Linked DNA regions of Mus musculus: regions 2 and 3 are each linked to region 1. A link is a loop called in an ENCODE intact Hi-C map of the cell type or tissue named here. Cell type or tissue: left cerebral cortex. All regions are shown on one strand. Each heading gives the region's core, and the rest is flanking DNA. Links, peaks and the distances in the headings are about the cores only.

Region 1 (8,489 bases), core at 134-8,133:
TGTAAAGGAAGTTTCTTCTTTTTTTCCTAAGCAGAAGGTGACACAAAAGATGGTTCCTGCGGGAAGATTCAGATTCATCCAGGTAAGACTTCCCGGGTCAGTGAGTCACTTCATGCTTTGCTTTACTCATTCCTGTCAGATTAAGGCTTGAATACATCTCTTATGAAGTCCTGCATTTGAGTGAGCACACTGAATGCATTTACTAATAGAAGATTAGTAACCTGCTTGAAAATCCCCTGGTTCACTGCTATTAAAATGCTACAACGTAAGCATTTATGTGAAAATGCATAATCAATTAATGATAGTGACATATCAGAATAATTAAAAAGAGCTGCACATTTTAATATATACACAATCTTTTATTATCAGAATTCAATATAACTTAAAAGTGTTGTAGCTGCTTATATTTTTTATTTACAATAATTTGTTTTGTTTTGTTTTGGTTTGGTTTGGTATTTTTTCGAAACAGGGTTTCTCTGTGTAGCCCTGGCTATCCTGGAACTTACTTTGTAGACCAGGCTGGCCCTGAACTCAGAAATCTGCCTGCCTCTGCCTCCGAAGTGCTGGGATTAAAGGTGGGCGCCACCATCGCCTGGCTTACTTACAACAAATCTATTTTACTGTCTTTTTTTCTCAGTATTTGGTTGATTACAATTTAAACTAATATGTCCACAGATGACATAGTTTAAATTCTTCCTGATTAATTATGTTCTTGCAAAAAAAAAAAAAACCCAAGTATTTGGTAAATTTTGTAGTACAAAATAACTATTATGTGCCCTTCCTATGTGATAATTATATACCTCTTTATCACAAACTCTTAGGTTCTAAACACTTTTTTTGATGTGAAATTTGTAATTTCAGATATGAGAAAATATCTCACTATAATCGAGACAATAAAGTCTGAACCTAGTCATTAAATGCGTGGTTTTGTGAATATTATAGATATTTAAAACACTATTAATAGATTAATTAGATTTCAATAGTTTGTGGTATATGCTCTGTACTGTATTAACTAAATGTATTAAAAGATAAGAGAAGATAAATTCTTACCCTTCAGATTCTAAGTCTAGTCAGTAATTACAACCAGCACATGCAGAAAAACTATTGAACTATCTGACTATAATAGGAATGGAACTTCAAAGCCACAAAGGTAAGGTAGGATTTGGCCACAATTTCCTAGAGGAAGGGAAGTTTTAAAAACCCAAATTGTGAGACATGCACAACTGTGGCCATCAAATACTGCCAAGTGTCAATCATCATGTTTATTATTGCTCTATATTCCCTAAATGCGAATTCTTACTTTGTTTTCATCTCAAGGCTTGTGATATGGAAGAATCAAATACCTTTAAACCTTACTTTGGTACTTTAGGTAGCTCCATGTATTTATAGTGATAATAAAATTTTACCAAAACAGATCTTTTGCTACTCTTGTTTATTAAATAAAGCATTACATTAGAAGTATTATTTTCAAAGAATGTGTCATTAAAGTATTAAGCCTTAAAATGGAGGAGCAAATTTTAGTCTACTTCTGTTTACCCCAAAATAATGGAGTTGTTTTAAACAAGCTAAGATATACTACTACTACTACCAGAAAGAGTGGTCCATTGAAATAAGACAGTCCCCATCCATAAGAACGTGGCAGAACCTTAGCCCAGCCGTTCTAAAGGAATTGCTAGGCCATGAAATGGTGCTAGTCCTGGAAGTTATCTACTGTAACACCTGGTAATTTCTGCAAACTCTATGACAGTTAACATGCCATGTCCATGCAATGAATCATATGAAAGATAAAATCTACATTAGTTTTACTTCAAGTACATGCCCCTATATGGAAGAGAAAATAGGGGAATCGTGAGGCTTGCAGGTGACTCCAGTTCAAACCTGTGTCAGAGAAGCTTGCTTGGCTTTGTCATTGATAATACTGGTGACTTTCCTGAGAATAAAAATAATCACTACTCTGACACAAGCAGCTCTGCACACAAAGTAAAGGGCCTTGTAACAACAACAAAACAACAACAACAACAACAACAATAATAATAATAATAATAATAATTAATAATACAATCAGTTTATCTCTGTGCAACTTCCCCCTCCAAACCATACGACAAGCTCACTAGATAAAATTTGCTTATGAAAGCAGTTCTGTACATGGGAAAGGAAAATGGAAGTAATTATTTTTCTATCATTTCACCTAGAATTTCTACTCATCTTAAATAGTTTCCAGAGACTCTCAAGACATTTGCATGGACAGACATTTTTTTTCAACAGACTTCTCCCTCAGAAAGCTGAATGAAGATCCCTGGAGTTGAACCTTTCTTCTTTCCAAGGAGCAGGAGACCTTGTGAAGGTAACACAGTGGTGTCAAGTGTGAAGGCTCCCATGTGTAGGACCTGGGACAGAGGACACCTTCATCAAGAGAGGTGTTCTCACCATCAGAGTCGCGGGTGGATAACGGTACCTTATTCCGTTTAATAGCACCACGGACGCCATTGTAATTTCTAAAATATTCTGTGTCTGTATGTTTGGAACTTTACTCTTATAAACTTTATAGGTCTAGAGATGACTTATGCTGTCTTCAACCAACCTATTTAACGCTCTTGACATATAAATGGTTGCTAATAGAGGTCTTCAAAAAGTTCCCTCACAGTCATGGGAAGCTATCCTAGGTTCCTGAAAGAGGTCAACCCACACCCTAATAAATGAGCCCCTGTAGCAGCCCTACCCTTTACAACATATATTTGTTCACACAAATCAATACCATGTTGGCTCATTACTGATGCTTCTAAAATGAACAGAGTGGGGATTTAGTATATTCTCCTTATCAATGTAATGTTTAAGAATTATGATTAGTTACAAGTGACATAAAAGCCAAATGGAACAATACTAATTTCTCCTTTTTAATCATCCAGAGAACATTTACACAATTCCAAGAGTATTAAAACACTATACAAAGCACAAGGACACAATGGGTGTTTGATAAATGTCACTTCCCTTCTCCAGCAATTTTCCATTTCATAAGTGGGTAAATTCCATGTGAAAATTTGGCAGTCTGAATTGGTACCATTTAATTATCTCTCAACTCCCTCCCGAGCCTCACCTTATCTCATCACACATCACTTCCTGGCCTTTCTTTTTAAGGGCCAAGGTCTGTTCCCATCTCCTGACCTGGACCATCACTTAGCCTGCCTGTCACTGGCCAGGACTCCAAAACTACAGGAGGCTAAAGCAACTGATGGGTGTGGACAATCACTCCCAGTTTTGATCTTTCCTACTCATCTTCTGGCTTTAGAAAAAGAGGGAGGGCTGAAGGCTTCCACAGAGTGATGACAGAAACCTCCCTCCCTTCCTTATCCTTCACATTTTTCTTTCCACATGCCAAACGAAGAAGACACTGATTGCCCTTGCCATGCTTTTACACAAAAGCAGCAAGGATACACAGGAGTAGGGGGCTCTTATCATCTCCTTTATGCACATGTAATCTCTTTTCTCTCGGTTGATTTCTCCACCTTCCCAATGCTTGTGCACATATTAAAGAGTTTTGCCCCCCTCCCCCTTGGAACTTGAGAGTTTAGGTCCTTTCCCATTCCTGGTATTTACTGTTCTTTTTCTGGTCCAAATAGGAGTTCCCGTTTAGAGAGGCATGTGAAGTAAAGGATTTGGGTGGAGAAAGAAGAGTCCACGTTGGGATACTGCATTTTATTACAGACTGACATTAAATGGTAAAAAGTTTGCCAATTTAATTCCGACATCCTTAATACCTAATGCCTGAGGTCAGCGTCCCCAGCTGCCAGGGCTATCTACAATCCAGTCCCCCACATTCCAGATAGCCCTGCCACAATACAGGGATGTCTCCTCCTCCTGTCAAGTCCCTCCTAGCACTGAGACTTAAGCAAAGCCATGAGGTTGAGCACAAGTCACCAGGAAAGGAATATCAGTTCCGAAAACGGGTCTTCAGAGGCTGCCAGGGCAGTTAGCGACCATGAGCAAGAGGGACAGTTGACAGCGTCCTTGGGGTCAAGTGCACAGTGGGGTTCATGTCTGGGGCCACAGAGGCTTCCTTGGCCCCAGAGCACTTAAACACAACTTCACTTCACAGACAACAAGCTCCGAGGCTAGAGTCTGACTTCAAATCCTCCCACCCCACCCACCCGTCCGCCCCAGCAAAAAGGATGCGCATTTCCAGGACAGCGCCAGTCGCAATTCCTTTGCAAGAAAAAAGGGACATCGTACCTCAATTTCCCACAATCAAAACAACAACTTCTCTCTCACCTACTGTGTCCCCAGCCCAAGTAGAAAGGGGCGAGCTAGGCGCTGTTGCACTTTGCTTAATTCACCCGGGACCTCCCTACCATCGCGGCTCCAAATGAACCTGTAATTGGGAGTCTGGAAGTATGTCCTTAAACTCCCTTGGCTATCCAGGCTAGGGAGGGGTCTAGAAAGCTGGCATCCAGGGAGAGAACAGAGTTCTTGAGCAGGACGCCCCAGGAAGCAAAGTTTTGGCGGCGCAGGCTGGCGGGACTTCGAAATGAGATTCTGAAACATAGTGACGAGGTGGCACTGAGCCCCAGTTGTCGCACAATCTCCGGAGCGGAGCTCATAGGATCTCCACCATGGTCTCCGCATCCTGTGTGCTCTCCAGCTCCTTCTCAGACTCGGCACAGGTCCCCAACACCCCAGTCGCTACGGATTATCACTTGGGATCCACAATGATCCCCGCATCCCTGCTTAACATTAAGTTGCTAGAGCACCCTCCCATGGAATAGCAGGTGATCCGATCACAGACTTACCTTCCTGCTAGCAACTCTTGTCGCTTTTCCTTTCCTTACGTCGCAGGCTCAGGAGAGAGGAAAGGACAGCCCAAGGAAGCCAAGAGGATGGCGACCGCGGGCACAGGCGCGAGTTCTTCGGAGCGGCAGCCGGGGCTGAACCCCGCACAGGCGGCCCTGGCAGAGCAATGAGGCCGCGGCTACGGCCAAGCGGGAAGGCAGGGGGCGCTCCTGTCCCCCGAGCGCAGCGCCTCTCTCTCGGACAGTGACCCACCAGTTGGCGCTTAGGCCAGCGAGCGTGGTGAGGAAAGGCACGCTCCAAGCAGGAGGGCGGCTTTTAAGTTTGTGGTGTGACCGCAGCAGCTGTCCTGGGAGAGACTCCTTCTTTCTAAAAAGGGGATGCTCAAAACGCCAGGGATTACCTCTCCCTTCAGTCTCCTCCCCCAGCTCCCGGCCACTTCTGATGTGCTGGCAATCCCTCAGAGCGAGCAAACCTTCCCTGTCTCGGCCGCGCTGTCCAGGGTGGGTTTGGAGGTAGTTCCGGCCGGATCTATGAGTGTTTGTGTTTGGGGGAGGATGAGGTATCTGTCCATCAGTAAAAACAGCCTGTGACGTCTTCGTCTGGGCCTGGGTAATTTAGGAACCCCTGTATTCCCTTCACTTTCACAAAGTACTCCAAGGACCTCAGACAGGAGCAATTGCCACTTAAAAATTCCAATTGCCTTGGAAGAGTACAGGTGTTTCTTTGTAAAACTTTGGCCTGCAGTTAGTGAGCCTGAAGGGTTGAGCAACAGGATCAGGAATTAGTCCTCCTCAGTGACTGACAACCCTGAAGTTCCAGGTGGAAGCATTGAAACATAGAGTCTTCACCTGGCCTGAGATGGGGGTGATCTCTGTCTCTCTGTCTGTGTCTCTGTCTCTGTCTCTCTCTCTCTCACACACACACACACACACACACACACACAGATTTACAAACGTTAATCATACAACAAGAATAATATGAAGGAATATGAGCACAAACTTCGGGCATATTTTGTGGAAAGTAATATTCCCCAGTTTGGAGGGGAGATCCAAAGAAAATCCTGTATAAATAGCTTACTTTGATGAATTTCTCAAAATTCACAGGCTAATGTAGAGCCATCCATAAAGACAAAGAAAGGACCTGTACAATCAAGTCTTGTAGATAGCACCATGGCAAATTCTACTGCTAATCATAACCTAGGTTGCAAAACTCTCTTGAATTGTTCCCATAGAAACCAAACAGCTGGGGGGGGGGGGTTTCTGAGTGTGTGATGGGTTTAAACACAGGAGCTTCAAGGTTCCCATGCAACCTTCAAAAATGACAGCGGATCTGTCTGGTAGCTGGAGGTGGTCAGAAGACGAGGGTAAAAAGATGGAAGAACTGAAGGGCGTGAAAGAAACACTTAATTCAGCAGCCTCCTTCCAGTCCAGAAAACAGGGAACCACAAAAGCTGAGTCACTTCACATTGTAGGTGGCTGGTGGCAGAGTCATCCTAATGAGGGGCTTAAGTTTCCTGACTCTGACCGAGGTTCTTTACTGTGTCCCATGCTGCTGATCTCTATAACGTTGATTTTGCCTGTCACCAACCAACCAACCCCATAATTTTTCTCTTTGCACATAGGAAAAATGAAATCTTCATGGACTACCTCAACCCATAGCAACTTCTTCCAGAATTGTCCTTGTCAGTGTGCTGTTCTTTCATAATTAACCATAACTTTAGTGTGTTTGGCATTAGCCTCTAGTTTTGCGTTGTTTTATTTGCTCACATTATTAACTATTCATCAACAATTCAAACTACGTGTAAGGACCCAATACCTCTTTTTAACTCCCACAGCAGAGCTTTGTGCTTTTTCACAAGGAGGATTCATGGTGAGGAGTTATCTACTTTAAAGAGTTATTCATTAATTCTTGAATATTTTTCAGTTTATTAGCTAGAATATGATGGTTAGCTAGAACTGCTGTTAACTCTTGATTCCCCCTCTTCCCTCATGTCTAAATCATGCAGCTTAGTATCCTTACACTAAAGGATACTTCCTCATTGCTACCATTTCAACTTTCCACAAAGCCTCTACAGCATTAATCATTCCCTCCTGTTTTCCTAAAGCACTCTGATTTCAGTATTATTAGAAACCCTTTTCATGTTATATCATAATTAGTTAGGCATGTGCCTGCACGCAATACAACATGCTGGTTGTTTGTGTGTTTATTTCCCTAGACCCTAATCCGATGCTCAGGAATTAGCACTGAACGGTTTAGTTTTAAGTACCCTCACTCCAAATTTAGGCTGAATCTGCTGGAGCCTTCTGAATGCACCATGAGCAAAGAACATCTGGGACGTGGGTTCTGTGCTTTCTTTCCTTTTAATTACTCTGAGTATGAAGCCGGCAGAATCAACTGCAGAGTCCCAAGTTATGATGAATGGTCTCAGCTGAGTCTGTAGCATACTGAGACTTGGAGTTCTTAACTAGAATGTCCTAAATGTGATAGGTGTTCAGCAGTCTGTGGGTGTGGATACATTGATGAAAACAGTGTATACGATGGAAATACTCAGTTGCTGAACTTTTCCCACTGGAATGTTTGTTAACTGTACTGTATCCCAGTAGGTTGGCTTTTAAAACTCCAGGATGCTGAGATTATTGTCATCAAAGGAAAGTGGCTTCTTGTCCTATGGAACTATACACTATCTGAATTCTTGCAGTGACACTTAGGATGGGGGAGTCACATTGTTTTGCTAAAATATAAGGTTCATTATGCAGTTTAACTTGTGCCCAGGGATTACTATTTAGGATCAACAAGCAATCCTTAGTTAGAATGGAAAAACATACATCATCATTTAGGAGTATCTAATTGCCTCTAGTGTGTCTGCTTCAGACTGGGGGAAAAGTGTAGGGTAGAGAAAATACATATTTTTCAAGTATTTATAAAAAACTGTTTAAGTAAATTGCATATGGCGAATCCTGCTGCACAGAGACATGCAGAAGATAATTACCGGGTTCAGAACTTCAGCCTGACTGGATCTCATAATTGGGAAGTGTTCTCAGGACAAGCTACTAGACTGTGACTCTTCTCATGAAGTCTACTGTCTTATTTCCCTCTAGCAAAGTTCCCCCAGACAAATATAACTTCATTGATTTTTGAAAGAAAGGAGGATAAAAAAGATATTGAAAATTTTATGCCCAGAGACAAAAAAAAAAGTGTAAAATCAAGTGTAAAAACTTGTTCTAGCATGAGCACATATGAAAATTACAACAAATACCACTTTAGGGATGTACTTTTTACATATTAACACATCAATACAGAAAGATAAGCCTGAAACTGGGGCATATGATAATCCATATTTAATTAGAATAAGTGATACCATGAGTTAAACGTGGTTTACATAATTTATCTTCTATAAGGTATTTCTCCTTGTAAGCATTTAAAAATCCCCACACACATACATTATTTTATTTGATCATAAAAATTCACTCAGTTTTTAGTTCATATTTTTTACAGCATCAAACTATTAGGTATACTTAGCTAGTGGTTGAAAACAGCATATCTAACTTTTATCTTTTACATATTAATTACAGGAGAACACAACTGCTTCTCATTATGAGATATGGACAGTAGATAATGTATGATTACTCAACTGGAATGCAAATCTATCTGAACCTCACGTTAAGTCTTCACTCTGAGCTTTTTTTATACTATGAATAATCACA
Region 2 (8,489 bases), core at 405-8,404, 160 kb before region 1:
CAATAAAATTCTCGCTAACCGAATCCAAGAACACATTAAAGCAATCATCCATCCTGACCAAGTAGGTTTTATTCCAGGGATGCAGGGATGGTTTAATATACGAAAATCCATCAATGTAATCCATTATATAAACAAACTCAAAGACAAAAACCACATGATCATCTCGTTAGATGCAGAAAAAGCATTTGACAAGATCCAACACCCATTCATGATAAAAGTTTTGGAAAGATCACGAATTCAAGGCCCATACCTAAACATGATAAAAGCAATCTACAGCAAACCAGTAGCCAACATCAAAGTAAATGGAGAGAAGCTGGACGCAATCCCACTAAAATCAGGGACTAGACAAGGCTGCCCACTTTCTCCCTACCTTTTCAACATAGTACTTGAAGTATTAGCCAGAGCAATTGGACAACAAAAGGAGATCAAGGGGATACAAATTGGAAAAGAGGAAGTCAAAATATCACTTTTTGCAGATGATATGATAGTATATATAAGTGACCCTAAAAATTCTACCAGAGAACTCCTAAACCTGATAAACAGCTTCGGTGAAGTAGCTGGATATAAAATAAACTCAAACAAGTCAATGGCCTTTCTCTATACAAAGAATAAACAGGCTGAGAAAGAAATTAGGGAAACAACACCCTTCTCAATAGTCACAAATAATATAAAATATCTTGGCGTGACTCTAACTAAGGAAGTGAAAGATCTGTATGATAAAAACTTCAAATCTCTGAAGAAAGAAATTAAGGAAGATCTCAGAAGATGGAAAGATCTCCCATGCTCATGGATTGGCAGGATCAACATTGTAAAAATGGCTATCTTGCCAAAAGCAATCTACAGATTCAATTCAATCCCCATCAAAATTCCAACTCAATTCTTCAACGAATTGGAAGGAGCAATTTGCAAATTTGTCTGGAATAACAAAAAACCTAGGATAGCAAAAAGTCTTCTCAAGGATAAAAGAACTTCTGGCGGAATCACCATGCCAGACCTAAAGCTTTACTACAGAGCAATTGTGATAAAAACTGCATGGTACTGGTATAGAGACAGACAAGTAGACCAATGGAATAGAATTGAAGACCCAGAAATGAACCCACACACCTATGGTTACTTGATCTTCGACAAGGGAGCTAAAACCATCCAGTGGAAGAAAGACAGCATTTTCAACAATTGGTGCTGGCACAACTGGTTGTTATCGTGTAGAAGAATGCGAATCGATCCATACTTATCTCCTTGTACTAAGGTCAAATCTAAGTGGATCAAGGAACTTCACATAAAACCAGAGACACTGAAACTTATTGAGGAGAAAGTGGGGAAAAGCCTTGAAGATATGGGCACAGGGGAAAAATTCCTGAACAGAACAGCAATGGCTTGTGCTGTAAGATCGAGAATTGACAAATGGGACCTAATGAAACTCCAAAGTTTCTGCAAGGCAAAAGACACCGTCAATAAGACAAAAAGACCACCAACAGATTGGGAAAGGATCTTTACCTATCCTAAATCAGATAGGGGACTAATATCCAACATATATAAAGAACTCAAGAAGGTGGACTTCAGAAAATCAAATAACCCCATTAAAAAATGGGGCTCAGAACTGAACAAAGAATTCTCACCTGAGGAATACCGAATGGCAGAGAAGCACCTGAAAAAAATGTTCAACATCCTTAATCATCAGGGAAATGCAAATCAAAACAACCCTGAGATTCCACCTCACACCAGTCAGAATGGCTAAGATCAAAAATTCAGGTGACAGCAGATGCTGGCGTGGATGTGGAGAAAGAGGAACACTCCTCCATTGTTGGTGGGAGTGCAGGCTTGTACAACCACTCTGGAAATCAGTCTGGCGGTTCCTCAGAAAACTGGACATAGTACTACCGGAGGATCCAGCAATACCTCTCCTGGGCATATATCCAGAAGATGCCCCAACAGGTAAGAAGGACACATGCTCCACTATGTTCATAGCAGCCTTATTTATAATAGCCAGAAGCTGGAAAGAACCTAGATGCCCCTCAACAGAGGAATGGATACAGAAAATGTGGTACATCTACACAATGGAGTACTACTCAGCTATTAAAAAGAATGAATTTATGAAGTTCCTAGCCAAATGGATGGACCTGGAGGGCATCATCCTGAGTGAGGTAACACATTCACAAAGAAACTCACACAATATGTACTCACTGATAAGTGGATATTAGCCCCAAACCTAGGATACCCAAGATATAAGATATAATTTGTTAAATACATGAAACTCAAGAAGAATGAAGACTGAAGTGTGGACACTATGCCCCTCCTTAGATTTGGGAACAAAATACCCATGGAAGGAGTTACAGAGCCAAAGTTTGGAGCTGAGATGAAAGGATGGACCATGTAGAGACTGCCATATCCAGGGATCCACCCCATAATCAGCATCCAAACGCTGACACCATTGCATACACTAGCAAGATTTTATTGAAAGGACCCAGATGTAGCTGTCTCTTGTGAGACTATGCCGGGGCCTAGCAAACACAGAAGTGGATGCTCACAGTCAGCTAATGGATGGATCATAGGGCTCCCAATGGAGGAGCTAGAGAAAGTAGCCAAGGAGCTAAAGGGATCTGCAACCCTATAGGTGGAACAACATTTTGAACTAACCAGTACCCCGGAGCTCTTGACTCTAGCTGCATATATATCAAAAGATGGCCTAGTCGGCCATCACTGGAAAGAGAGGCCCATTGGACTTGCAAACTTTATATGCCCCAGTACAGGGGAACACCAGGGCCAAAAAGGGGGAGTGGGTGGGCAGGGGAGTGGGGGTGGGTGGATATGGGGGACGTTTGGTATAGCATTGGAAATGTAAATGAGTTAAATACCTAATAAAAAATGGAAAAAAAAAAAAAAAAAAAAAAAGAAGAGCATTGTGTTCAACCTACCTGGTTGTGGTAAAGACTCCATATACTACAGGATTTCTTTCATCTCTCGTAGGGAGTAAGTAAATATCTTCTGTTAATGGAAAAATAATTATTTATCACATATTTGTTTTACAGTATTACTGTTGTATTTTAACAATTTATAAAACTTTATGAACTCTAAGTATATCATAAAATAATGATGAATCACTACAATATTAAGAAATTAAGGGTAAAAGCTTTCTTACCAGTTATGTGACATAACCTCTATTGGTATACTTCAAACAAATATAAAAGAAATGACTCAGTTGGCAGTCTTCATGACTCTTTCCAATTAAGAATATGTGACTTCATATAAAGTCAAAACCACGGACTGGGAGAAGATATTACTCACCAGTTTAAAAACATGTTGTGCTGTGATGGCTTCAAGATAATGTTTCATATGAAACCAGCTGCATGCATATGTAGTGAATGCAGCACTGATAGGGAAGGAGTATTGGAATGTTTTAGACGATTATGTGAGATACAGATGTGTTTATTTTCAATATGAGTAAATCACATAACACTTAGGGAGTAATTGGAGGACTTATTCATTTTGCGTGTTTCATAAAATTTAAAACATAGAAAGTTAATAATGTTGACTTTATATGCAACTAATATCTTTCCAGAACTAAATTTAAGAGGAACAACAACAAAGAAGAAAGAAAGAAAGAAAGAAAGAAAGAAAGAAAGAAAGAAAGAAAGAAAGAAAGAAAGAAAGAAGAAGGAAAGAAAGAAAGGAAGAAAGAAGAAGGAAAGGAAGAAAGAAAGAAAGAAAGAAAGAAAGAAAGAGAGAGAGAGAGAGAGAGAGAGAGAGAGAGAGAGAGAGGAGAGGAGAGGAGAGGAGAGGAGAGGAGAGGAGAGGAGAGGAGAGGAGAGGAGAGGAGAGGAGAGGAGAGGAGAGGAGAGGAGAGGAAGAAAGAAAGCAAGCAAGCAAGCAAGAAAGAAAGAAAGAAAGAAAGAAAGAAAAAAGGAAGGAAGGAAGAAAGGAGAGAAGAGAAGAGAAGAGAAGAGAAGAGAAAAGAAAAGAAAAGAAAAGAAAAGAAAAGAAAAGAAAAGAAAAGAAAAGAAAAAGAAATCTGTTTGGAGCCTCTCTGAAGGATTTGAGTCCGATGATTGTGATCAACAAGTCTTCCATATTCCCCAGCAGAGGGCATCATCAGAACAAGGAATACAAACTTCCTCCCTGTAGAAGGTTGCTCCAAACAAGGAAAAGGAAAAGGATTGGGTGGATAGACTGTCTAGTCGCATCACCTCTCATTACTATAATTTTGCTTTCCTTATTTAATTTGAGGATCTTTCAGATACATGAATACTTCATTATATTGTATATCTATACTGACAAAGGCTTCACCTGTGCTGATGTCAATTCAGTAAAGAACAATTCCCTCAGGCTGTGTGTGTGTTTGTGTGTATCTGAGTATTTGATGCTAAAATAAAATAAATGTTGAATCACTAAATGAAGTAGTTACGCTTTTCTAAGAAACAATGAATATGCGACTTACGGAGTTCATCAAAATGGGTATCTGCCCCATCGCTTCCAGGAATCGAGCAAATCAGTCTTGCCTTTAGAAAAGTTGTCCATTTGTTTATCAGACTTCGTTGCCCACCTACATCATTCTAAAAGAACGGAAAATAGAAAAGTTAAAAAGTTACCAATACGAATCTATATAGATCAAACAAAGCCAGTAGGCATTACAGGTAGTATCTTATTAATATTACCTTTACAAGGCATGAAGCCTTAATATGTACTTCAACTCCTCCGTAATGGAAAGCCTTTCACTCAACAGTAAAAGTTGTCTTATGCTTAATTGAATGCAATGCAAGCAGTTTAACTCATGAATGAGTCAATGCATGCAAAACTGCAGTAATTAAAGCAGGCTGGGATCAATCCTATGTCTGCCAAGTTTTTGTTTCATGACTTAGAAAATGCTAATACATTTCTAGTTTGTCATTGACCAAATATGATTAATGACTTGAAATTCAGTTATTTTGATGATCAGATGGAAAATTTTGCATAATATATTTAGTATATTGCCAGACAACTTGAGTTCAATATCCATTAGAAAGACTTATGTATCATTTATGTATTGGAGAACAATATTTTAATGTTTTTAAAATAGGATTCATTATAGAGTTAAAAGTGGTATTTCTTAAACTGATGTATTAGTAATTAAACATCAAGGAAACATAAGTATATACATACATAAGAAAATAATTTTGAATATTAATCTGGCTAAAACTTCTACTCAAAAGTATTTTTCATTTAAAATGGTTTTAAACATCAAGACAAATATAAATATCCATATCAAACGAATAGAATAAATAGAATTATGTTCCTTTGTATACTGTTTATAAGACTTTAAAAAATGTATTTGAATAAGCTAGCTTTTTATGTTGCTCATAATAAATAAAATGCAGATGATTCATGGAATGCACACATTAAACATTTTATTTCAATAAAATATTCTTAGATTCAGTTTCTATCAATTTACTTATATTTAACTATGTTACTATGTCTTTTGTCTTTCCTCATTCTAATTTTTAGAAAAGTTAATAAAAACTTAATTGACAAACTTTATATGTGAATATCTAGTACCTACCTTCTCTGGGCTGCTTAATGTCTATGATCTAGACCAAACTGAAGAAAATATATGACTGACTACACGAAGCAAGAAAACCGAGTCCACATATGTATGCATGTATGTATGTGCACACACATATACATTTATTCTTGAAAAAAGAAGACACAGAAGGAAGACCAGAGAGCCTCACATCTTCAGAGAAACTACCATAAAGCACACAGTTGCACAATATGCAACATTCATTTAAAATCTTCCCTATTCAACAGGAATAGCTCTTGACCAATATAATAAAACGAAGAAATGATTATTATTTTCTTAATTTATTTTTTAAAATTATAACAAATAACAATATAAAGTAAAAGATAATTTTAAACTTAAAAGGTATTGATCTTGAATAAAAGTACACTTCATGTACTTAATAAATTAAACATAAAACCTCATAGAGTTTTTTCTCACCTGTTATTCTTTGTAAAAATATGGTATAGGCTCTCATTTTGTAGCCCTTTCTAGCTTCAATGGAACTCACTGTATAGACCATTTTGTCTTAATCTAGCAGAAATCCTGCTTCTCCTGACTTCCCACAGCTGGAATTAAATGGGTGAACAACCACACTCAACAAGTATCTCTTTTCTCTAAACCTAAAATGATTCCAAGGCATTAGAACAATAGAATATATTTGTAGGTTAATGTATATGTGCTTGAGGTTACACATAAAAATGTATATTTATATGTTTATGCATATGTAAAATAAAAACACAATGCTTTTTTAAGTACATAGAAAGTGCTTAAAATCAAAAGAAACATAGAGGGATTTAGGTGAGGTTTTTGATGTTTTGTTTTATCAAGTATGTCATTTAGAATTTCTGCCTTTTTGATGATAGTAAAATCAAATATAGCATTTAATTTCTAGTTGTTTTAAGTTACCATGAGAAAATCAAGTTCTTAATTTCTTCACCTATTAGAATATTCTTGCTGTATCTTCAATTAGATGCTTAATATACATATTTAACAGTTAAGGAATAACCAGCCTTTGATCTTCAATAACAACATAAATAATAGAAAGCCAACATTCACATGGAAACTAAACAACACTTTACTCAATGATTCCGTGGTCAAGGATGAGATAAAGAAAGAAATTAAAGACTTTTTAGAGTTTAATGAAAATGAAGCCAAAACATACCCAAATTTGGGGACACAATGAAGGCAGTCCTAAGAGGAAAACTCATAGCCCTGAGTGCCTCCAAAAAGAAACTAGAGAGATATACACTAGCAGCCTGACAGCACACCTAGAAGCTCTAGAACTAAAGGAAGCAAATTCACCCAAGAGGAGTAGACAGCAGGAAATAATCAAACTCAGGGCTGAAATTAACCAAGCGGAAGCAAAAAGAACTATTCAAAGAATCAACCAAACAAGGAACTGGTTCTTTGAGAAAATCAGTAAGATAGATAAACCATTAACCAGACTCACTAGAGGGCACAGGGACAGTATCCTAATTAATAAAATCAAAAAGGAAAAAGGAAACATAACAACAGAACCTGAGGAAATCCAAAACATCATCAGATCCTACTACAAAAGGCTATACTCAACAAAACTAGAAAACCTGGATGAAATGGACAACTTCCTAGACAGATACAAGGTACCAAAGTTAAATCAAGATCAGATTAATGATCTAAACAATCCCATTTTCCCTAAAGGAATAGAAGCAGTCATGAAAAGTCTCCCAACCAAAAAAAGGCCCAGGATCAGGTGGGTTACTGCAGAGTTCTATCAGACCTTCAAAGAAGACCTAATTCCAACACTTCTCAAACTATTCCACAAAATAGAAACAGAAGGTACTCTACCCAATTCATTCTATGAAGCCACAATTACTCTGATACCTAAACCACACAAAGATCCAACAACAAAAAAAGAGAACTTCAGACCAATTTCCCTTAGAATATCGATGCAAAAATATTCAATAAAATCCTCGCAAACCGAATCCAAGAACACATAAAAGGATCATCCATCCTGACCAAGTAGGCTTCATCCCAGGGATGCAGGGATGGTTTAATATACGGGAATCCATCAACATAATCCACTATATAAACAAACTCAAAGACAAAAACCACATGATCATCTCATTAGATGCTGAGAAAGCATTTGACAAAATCCAACACCCCTTCATGATAAAAGTCTTGGAAAGATCAGGAATTCAAGGCCCATACCTAAACATAATAAAAGCAATATACAGCAAAACAATAGCCAACATCAAGTAAATGGAGAGAAGCTGGAAGCAACCCCACTAAAATCAGGGACTAGACAAGGCTGCCCACTTTCTTTGTTGTTATGTTCCTACCTATTCAATATAGTACTTGAAGATCTAGCCAGAGCAATTCGACAACAAAAGGACATCAAGGGGATACAAATTAGAAAGGAAGAAGTCAAAATATCACCATTTGCAGATAAAATGATAGAATATATAAGTGACCCCAAAATTTTCCGCCAGAGAACTCCTTAACCTGATAAACAGCTTCAGTGCAGTAGCTGGATATAAAATTAACTCAACAAATCAATGGCTTTTCTTTACACAAAGGATAAACAGACTGAGAAAGAAATTAGAGCAACAACGCTGTTCACAATAGTCACAAATAGTATAAAATACCTTGGTGTGACTCTAACTAAGGAAGTGAAAGATCTGTATGATAAGAACTTCAAGTCTCTGAAGAAAGAAATTGAAGAAGATCTCAGAAGATGGAAAGATCTCCCATGCTCATGGATTGGCAGGATTAATATAGTCAAAATGGCTACCCTGCCAAAAGCAATCTACAGATTCAATGCAATTTCTATCAAAATTCCAACTCAATTCTTCACTGAGATAGAAAGGGCAATTTGCAAATTTATCTAGAATAATAAAAAAACCTAGGATAGCAAAACCTATTCTCAACAATAAAATAACCTCTGGTGGAATCACCATGCCTGACATTAAGCTGTATTACA
Region 3 (8,489 bases), core at 405-8,404, 350 kb after region 1:
AAAAATAAATAGAAAACTATCAGAAAACTAAAATTTAAAAATATAGCCACTGAAGAAGTCACAGATAAATCTTTAGTTTCTTTAACAGTTTAGGCAATCAAAATCCTAGAGGAGGTTATTGATGCAAGAGTGATGCATGGAAAACTATATTGACATAAAAGGGAAACACCCTGGTTCTTTTGTTAACGAATCTCGTGTGAAGCTTCTTGACTTTGGAGAATGGAGAATTCCAACACTGTTTTTGTCAAAGGATTTTCTCCTTTCTCAGATGTGAGCTTGCAGTTTACTGAAAATATCACTATAAACACCACTGAATATTAAGACTTTTCTGAACACTAGTGGGTCCTGATTTAAAGGTGATCTCATCTGTGTCACCTCATGACTAGCCTTCACAAAGAAACAACAACAAAAACTCATTAGCACTCTTTCCAGATAAGACTTGAGAGGTACCAAGGTGGTATACATGGCTAATGCTAAGCCATCTCATTGTCAAAAACTCCTTGAGAAGTGAATGCCTATACTTAGGGTTTATACAGTTTATAGATTTTCCAAGTAGCTTCATAATAACATGTCCTGCAATTCTCTCTTATGTCAAATCCTTATTTTCCTGAATAAGGTACCTAAAAATATCTATGAACATTGCAGGTTATTGTGAACGACAGTTTAGAACTTCCTCTGTTCCTACTATCACTAAAGATAATGAAGAATTTATAAAAGAATGAATCCTTCCATCTTTGCCTATCTTTTGATTTTGACATACAATAATGCCACTTGAGACCCAAGTCACAATGATTGTTCAAGGATGGAGCCATAATTCTTGTTTGGGTTAAGAGAAACACACATACACACAAACTCACAACTTATATTCAAAATCTCTCCCCTTTTTAACTATTGCATCATTAGTATTTATAGAAAAGATCCAAAAAGCAAGCATATAATATAAACTTAGTGTTAAATCCAAGAAAATAAGAATGTGCTGGAAAGTCCTTCTCTTGCGATGTAAACCCCAAGGCTCATGTTAGAAATTATTAATTTACTGAAAAGAATCACAGTGTAAAGATGTACATGCTTTTTAAATACTTCATGCTTGATTCAGTTGACCAAATTGCTAAAAGAGTAGATCTCTCTTTTTAATAACTTTTGATTGAATCTTGGTGAGTTTCCCATTATGCCACCCAGTTCCTCTCATTCCCCATTCCGTCATCTCCACCTTCTGCCCTTGCAACCTCTCTCTGTTGCTGCAATATAAAACACATACATAAACAAATAAACAAAGGTAAACAAAAAAAAGCATAGCAACCATCTCATTGTGGAAGCTGTCTTGTCACAGTCTGTCCCACAGTATACTCCTTGGTCAACACATCTTCTTTTGTAAATTTCATTGCAATGAGTCATTAGTTATATTCAAGCCTCTGGCTTCTATGACACCATCAATACAGGATCCTCCCAGGACTCCTCCAGGTTGTCCTGTTGTTGTCCCGTGTCATGGAGGTCCTGCAGCTTTAAATCAGCAGGACTGGCCCTTTCACTTTCCCCACAATTCACAGATGGTGTAGATTTGGGGGTGGACCAACTCAAAATCCTGAATCTGAGCCCTGGTGGGAGCAAAGCTGCTCAGCCTGCTGGCTCTAAGATGTAGATTCCTACTGCACTCCTTCTTCTGTCCGAAATTTGTAAATGCATAGACAATGCATAAGCTATAAAATAATAATTAAGTCCCTAAGTGTATGGCCAGAAGGCTCAAAATCCCCTCAGACCTCATTGCGACTATGCACAAAGCATATGCTATTCAGATTAAGGCTATAGGATATAAGTGCATTTCAGTGAATGCAGTAGAGATGCAGTTTTCTTTGTCTGGCCCCTCTTCTTAAGCCCATTACTATAAGCAGAACTGAAGCAGCCACTCTTTCTAAGGCTGAGCATGGCTCTTTGAAGATAGGAATGGGTTCTTGACAATGAATCATGAGCTATAGATCTCAGAGTTACTGTACAAATACAGGTTATGATTTTAGCCACAATTCTCTGGGTATAAAGTCTTCACAATTTCTTATCATCTAAGTAACTGAGCTTGGGAAAGAAAATGAAAGTTTATAGAAAAGGGCCACATTTGTTCATGAGAACCAGTTGCCTAGTTCTTTATAAATTGATGGTGTGAGCATAAATCTATTAATATTTTTATTATATTCATGTATGCACACACATATGCATTTATATGTAATATTGCAAAATGTATGGACCTAATATTTTACATTAGAATTCTAAAGGCTACATAAATAAGGTGACTTTTAGGTAGACCTGACATTTTATGTTTTATGTTCTATCTATAACTGTAATGTGGTTTGCCTAGATGCATTTATTTTGTATGGATTTCGTTTTTTTCTGTTTTGTTTCATATCTGGCCTACCTTTTTGAACAAAGTTGCTAGTAACGTTTTTTTTTTGAAAAAATATTCATATTTTATATTTATATTCTGATTGAAGAGTTCAAGAAGTTGCAGCTGTCATCTTGAACAAAGACAGTAAAGAGAGAACTACAGCATTTGACTGAAAAGAATTGTGGAAAGCTACAGTAAACCAAACCAAACCCCCCAAAAAAAAAAATCCAGCATCCTATTGACACCAAAACAGACATAGCAACAATTGAAATAGAATGCAAATACTTGATATATATAAATATATAATTTTCAAACTTATTTTTTAAAGAATCATTTTTATTTATGTGTGTATCTGCATTTTAGTGTATGATTGTATATGTGAGTGGCTGCTACAGCTAAAAGAGGTACAGATCTCTGAGTGGTCAACTACGGCAGTTGTGAGTTATTCCACATGGGTGTTGGGAACCAAACTGGTCACAGGCAAGAGTAGAAATTATTTTAATTTCTGAGCTATCTCCCTGGCTCTACCAACCAATTTCTGACAAGCTATCACTAACACATACTGGACAAAGTATATTCTTCTTAGTGCATGTTGCTAGAAGTACTGTGTATCTGCATACTGAAGAAACTATACTTCCATCTTCCACAATTTAATACACACACACACACATATGCATTATATTATATGTGTTATATTATATGTATATATATATATATATAATTTTAATGTGAGATCTGAGAACATGAACTTACATTTAAAAAAATATTTGAAGAAATGCTTCAGAGCACTAGAGAGGACACCTTTCTTGGATTAGATTCTCAGAGCATGAGAACCACTGGCAGACATCTGAACAGAACTGCTTCAAACTGAAAGGCTCCTGCTTAGCAAATGGAATATCCACGAGACTGCAGAAACAGCCCACAGAATAGCTCTATAGCTAGCAAGGGGCAAATTACAAATTTTTAGGGACTGTAAAAACCCTGAGTACTAGCAGCTCAAACTAAGGAACAAACAAAATCATTGAAAATAAGCATTTCCAAAGGAAAACATGCATCAAATGATTAGCAAAGATGAGAAAGTTTTTAAAATCATTAGCTATCAAGGGAATCCAAATCATAGCCCCAGTGAGATTCTTACTATGTTGTTAAAGGACAAATCTGCACGGGTAAAGTAACAACAGTTGGCAAGGACATAGACAATTGGAAACAGTTGTATACTGTATACTGACATATATATTAGGGTACATATTATGGAAGACAGTGTGGAGAGTCCTCAAAATACTTAACTCTAATATGTGCAACCAGTACATGAAGAGCCAGAATGGAGTTATAGTCATCAGAGTATTGTTTCTCATTGGTAACAAATGGAAATGACCCATTGTGTCCATCAATGATGAATGGATGATGTGATGTCATCATAAGGCACAGACATGCACACACACACACACACACACACACACACACACACATGAGAGAGAGAGAGAGAGAGAGAGAGAGAGAGAGAGAGAGAGAGAGAGAGAGAGAGAGAATACTCAGCCATAGAAAAGTAGGATTTGCTGTCATTGTAACAACATGGATAGAGTTATATGTCTTTTGAATGTTATCATTGCAAAGAAATGATAAATACTTGAGATGATATACATTTTAAGCTGATTTAAATAATATGCAATGTTATTGAAACACAACATGTCACCCTTTATCCTGTAATTTTTGTTTAATATATATTAGATGAATTTAATTTCATTTTAACTTGAAAATTATAGAAAATTCCAGCATTCACAACTCTTTATGCATTTACTGTCAAAAATGTCTAAATTATTAAATTTGCAAGTTTATCTTCTTGTCTATTGCTGTTCTCTAATCATCTATTTACAAACATTTGTGTGTGGATATTCATGATTTTAGCCTTTCCACTTGATACATAATATAAAAACATTCAGATTAATAACATCCCCTGATGAAAAAAGAACATAGCTTATATGAATCCTGTGTAAGTAGAAAAGACCTTTCCCAGTTTTGATACTTTCCTCAACTTTTTCTTGTGTTCCCCCTTTTCTGTCCTTCTAGCCTTGCGAGATCTGTAATCTTGCAATATCTTCCTGCTCAACCATTTTCTTCAGTAGTCAAAATCACCAGGAGCCATTGGAGGAATGCTATTATAAGCTACTCTGACTTCCATTCCTAGATTTCATGGATAAGAATGGCAAGATAACTGCACACACAGAGTCATATATACATGCACATGTTGTGCACACACATACACGTGTGTGTGTTTACTATCTTGTATTTAGTCACATATATCTTCATAATTCTAAAATAGAGCTCAAACCTCTTCCATTGTACAGATAATGTTCAAGATCATGTTTGATATCTCGAAAGTGCCCCTATGTCTACCTTATAACAGGTTAATTACTTCTTTTAAAATATGTTTTGGTTTTTTTTTTTGCTCCTTTTTCAAGTGGCCTGGACACACCTGTAGTGAACTAGTGCTTATCCCTGAACTGCATCCCGAGTTCCTCTGCTTCAGTCTTTATTCCTTCTCATTCATACACACTTTTAATTTGAACACTGTCTGCAAATAAACAGTCATGAACTCATGCTAGAAGGCCTTGCAGGTAAGCATCTAAGTTGTTATGGGTGACAAAGAAGAGAAGTCAGGCAAAGAACTGCCAGTACCTTACCTCTTCGGACACCCAGAACTAGACTGAATTAAAGACCATGCATCTCATAGATGACAAACATACTCCTTAATCGAGATCTAAGGAAATCAGGGAATTTAAGCAGGGAATTTCAAAACACCCAGAAACCTGTGATTGTATTTCCAGTGCTTTTTAAACTGTTCGCAAATCATTTTGTTAGGGAAAGCTAGGAGTTTGCAATTTTCAATGTATTAATCACACAGTCTCATATACATAGCGCCACCTGCTGGTTACTCTGCATATCTACTTCAAGCATCTGAAGGTGGACTATTCAGAAGGTTGTGGCCGTTCTTTCTGAGTTCAATGGTCCACCTCTCCATTTCTAAACGATCTTTACAGGAATGCACCTGTGTCAATATTTGCTGGCAATACAATACTTTTAAATGAAAATGTATACTTTTTATTCATTGCTTTGCATCTTAATCCACCTTTCAGAACCTAAACTAACGTTAGTGAAAAATGTAGTCAGCTTAATATAGACACACTGTGAATGGCTAATTGATTTTCAGAAGACCTGAGACCTGATTACTTTAACCATTTTGTGGTTTGTAATTTATGATACTGTTGTCGTTGTACCAGTCTTAGTAGCTGGTCTCAGTCCAGAGGAGAGTAGGGACTGCCGAAGTGTGGCTTCTTTCATCCTCACAGCAAACAATGCTGAGAGATATTTGCTGTCAGTGTTCTCATCTTAAAAATAAATTTATTGATTCAAGTCTGGTAAGTAGAAGGGAATTGAGGGCTACTTTAAAATTAAACTGGTCATCTTTAATGGCTGATCATGAAATTAATATGTCATCATCAAAAATTTGCAAAATATTTTATCCCTCTTATAGTCAATTTAATTATGATTGTGCATTTACTTCTAAAGGGAAAGAAAACACACACGAAAATCATTTAAAAACAGAAAATGATCCAATTAGATTGTATAGTTGTATTATAGCACATAGTACCAAATACTCCTAAAAGAAAAAAATATTCTAGACATTTAAAAAAGTTTCATGTATTATAAAATATGTTTGGAAAGTCGAAAATATATGATGACAATATATCTGCTGTTACTTATTACAAATATGAAAGGTATTTTCAAATAGAGTTGAATGATCACATTATAAAGCAACACTAATATTCTTTAAAATATATTTCAAGGATCATGTGATTTATAGGAAAGATAAACTAACCCATGTTTTGAATAGGCTGTCATTTAAATACTGAACGCTGTCCCCTACTGTGTATCCACTTACACTGAATTTAGAGACACAGACTTAAGGAAGATGAGAACCCAGATTCGTTTCACCATGCTCCCCTGGAAAGCACATCTTAAGATGGATTCCAATTTATAGTAACCATATGTGCTTCTCTTTCTAGGACAGCTAGAATATCATATTGTTATATATTTTTAATAAAGATGACCAAAGCAATTTATAACTGATATGAACCACACACACACACATACACACAGAGTGCCATTCTTCTTTAGATGTGATCAATTGATATCTGAACAACATAATTACACAATTATTTTTAATTAAGTCATTTTACAATGATTGTCTTTTAGAAAATAATATACAGCAAGTATGACTTCAGATCTTGAATTTTTAATATGTTTCAGAAATTCTCATTCTTACAGTGATGCTAAAGACAGTCAGATTGAGATCGAACAAAATCTTACCCTTTCACTTTATTTTGCAATCTCACCAATGCTGTTTACTGTTTATTTAAAGTGACAATCATTTTCCTCTTAACATCGAGGTATTTTTGTAATAATTGTTACAAAATATAAAATCCTTATATCATTTCATTTTATGCTGTAAGGTGTCAGAAAAGATTCAGAACACAGTATGGTAATGAATTTGGAAACATAGACAAGCTTTGTCTAGATGCTACTATGCCTGTCTACTTGAGGCCTTTTTAAAAATAAAATGGCTCTAATGCTCTATAGAGAGCTCAACAGGCTATACATTTTAGATTCCAATATTATTAGCATATAAAATAGAGTTCATGAGAAGATTTGTCTTCTCCTGAACATAAATGTATACATTTTATAACAATACTACTGTGCAATTTCCATAGCTCAGTAATCTTTTTTTCAAACAAATGTCTCAGCAGGTAAAGGTTCGTGTATCTTCCCAACTGAATTTGAAACCCAGAAACTCACATAATGATGGAAAGAGGGGACTCACTCCACAAAGTTGTCCTTTGACCTCCATATATGTTCCACATCAAGTGTCTGTGTTCATGCACACACAAACACACATATAAACTTATACACACAAATATTAGAAATATCAGGACAGCCATTAGCACAAGATCTGTATCATACCATTATTTCTTCTAGTTAATTCTCTTCTATTTGCTTAGGTCAAGATTTAATGTTTAATATTAACCATCAAGGAAATGTGAATCCAAATGACTGAGATTCCATCTTAAACCTGTCAGAATGGCTAAGATCAAAAACACTAGTGAGAACTCATGCTGGCAAGAATGTGGAGTAAAGGAAACACTTCTAAATTGCTGGTGGGAATGCAAACTGTACTGCCACTTTGAAAATCAATATGGTTTCTCAAAAAATTAGGAATCAGTTTACCTGAAGACCCAGCTGTATCACTGCTGGGCCCAACCCAAAAGATGTTCCAACCTACCACAAAGACACTTGCTCATCTATGTTCATAAACATTTCTATTCACAATAGTCTGAAACTGGAAACAACTTAGATGCCCCTCAACTGAAGAATGGAGAAAGAAATTGTGGTACATTTATAAAATAGAGCATAACTCAGCTGTTAAAAACGATGACCTCATGATATTTGCAGGCAGTTGGAAGGAAGTAGAAAAAAATCATTCTGAGTGAGATAACTCAGACTTAGAAAGAAATCAGTGTTTACTTATTCATAAGTGTATATTAAATGTAAAGGAAAATAAACTCAGACTACAGTTCACAGACCCAAAGATCTAAACTGGCAAGGAGGGTTCGAGGGAGATTGCATGGATCTCTCTACAATGGGCGATTAAATAGATATTGCAGGTGGGCTAGAGGCAGATAGGAACAGGAACAGGAGGGATCAGGTGAGGATACGACAGAGGGAGAGAGTACTGACACAACTGGAGAGGGGAGCAATTTAGGGGCCATGTAGAAATCTTGTGCAAGGAAACTCTAACGCATCTGTTATGGGGAGTGCAGCTAAGTCTCCTAGCAGTGCAGGATGTGGAACTTGAACAGTTCATCTTCTATAACCAAGCAAGGCTATCAGTGGAGAGATTGGAACACCATTCCAGCCCCAAAGCCTTTTCTACAATGTGTCTTTCTAGCATGATGTGCTGGGGTAAAGGTGGCACACAGTAATGGGAGTGGCTAAGGAATGACTGGTCAAGATTGAGACTTATGTCATGAGGAGAAGCCCACCTCTCACACTGTCGGGA

The links. Hi-C counts contacts between places; a loop is a spot of excess contacts. Peaks named below come from ENCODE experiments on the same cell type or tissue, not always from the same donor. Only the 100,000 strongest peaks of a DNase experiment are listed, where the experiment ranks them.
Region 2: it touches region 1 in a loop (8-fold over the local background); 7 of 42 quality-filtered maps call a loop at or near these places.
Region 3: a loop joins it to region 1, with 11 times the contacts of the local background. A loop is called at or near these places in 15 of 42 quality-filtered maps.

Annotation. Positions count from the first base shown.
Region 1 is chr5:12,379,970-12,388,458 of GRCm38, reverse strand. It overlaps Sema3d (sema domain, immunoglobulin domain (Ig), short basic domain, secreted, (semaphorin) 3D), which reads right to left and starts at 5,293. Exons shown (of 18, transcript NM_028882.4): 1 at 4,785-5,293. In left cerebral cortex, for the core only: a CTCF peak has its summit at 4,995; DNase peaks (open chromatin) are centred at 4,641 and 4,996; H3K4me3 peaks cover 1,680 bases.
Region 2 is chr5:12,537,075-12,545,563 of GRCm38, reverse strand. It overlaps Sema3d (sema domain, immunoglobulin domain (Ig), short basic domain, secreted, (semaphorin) 3D), which reads right to left. Exons shown (of 18, transcript NM_028882.4): 9 at 4,433-4,547; 10 at 2,913-2,982. Among named protein-coding and RNA genes, the nearest start is that of Sema3d, 160 kb to the right of the region's middle. In left cerebral cortex, for the core only: a CTCF peak has its summit at 4,070 (motif pointing right); a DNase peak (open chromatin) is centred at 4,093.
Region 3 is chr5:12,027,023-12,035,511 of GRCm38, reverse strand. No RefSeq gene overlaps it. Among named protein-coding and RNA genes, the nearest start is that of 4933402N22Rik, 110 kb to the right of the region's middle. In left cerebral cortex, for the core only: a CTCF peak has its summit at 5,298 (motif pointing left); a DNase peak (open chromatin) is centred at 5,292.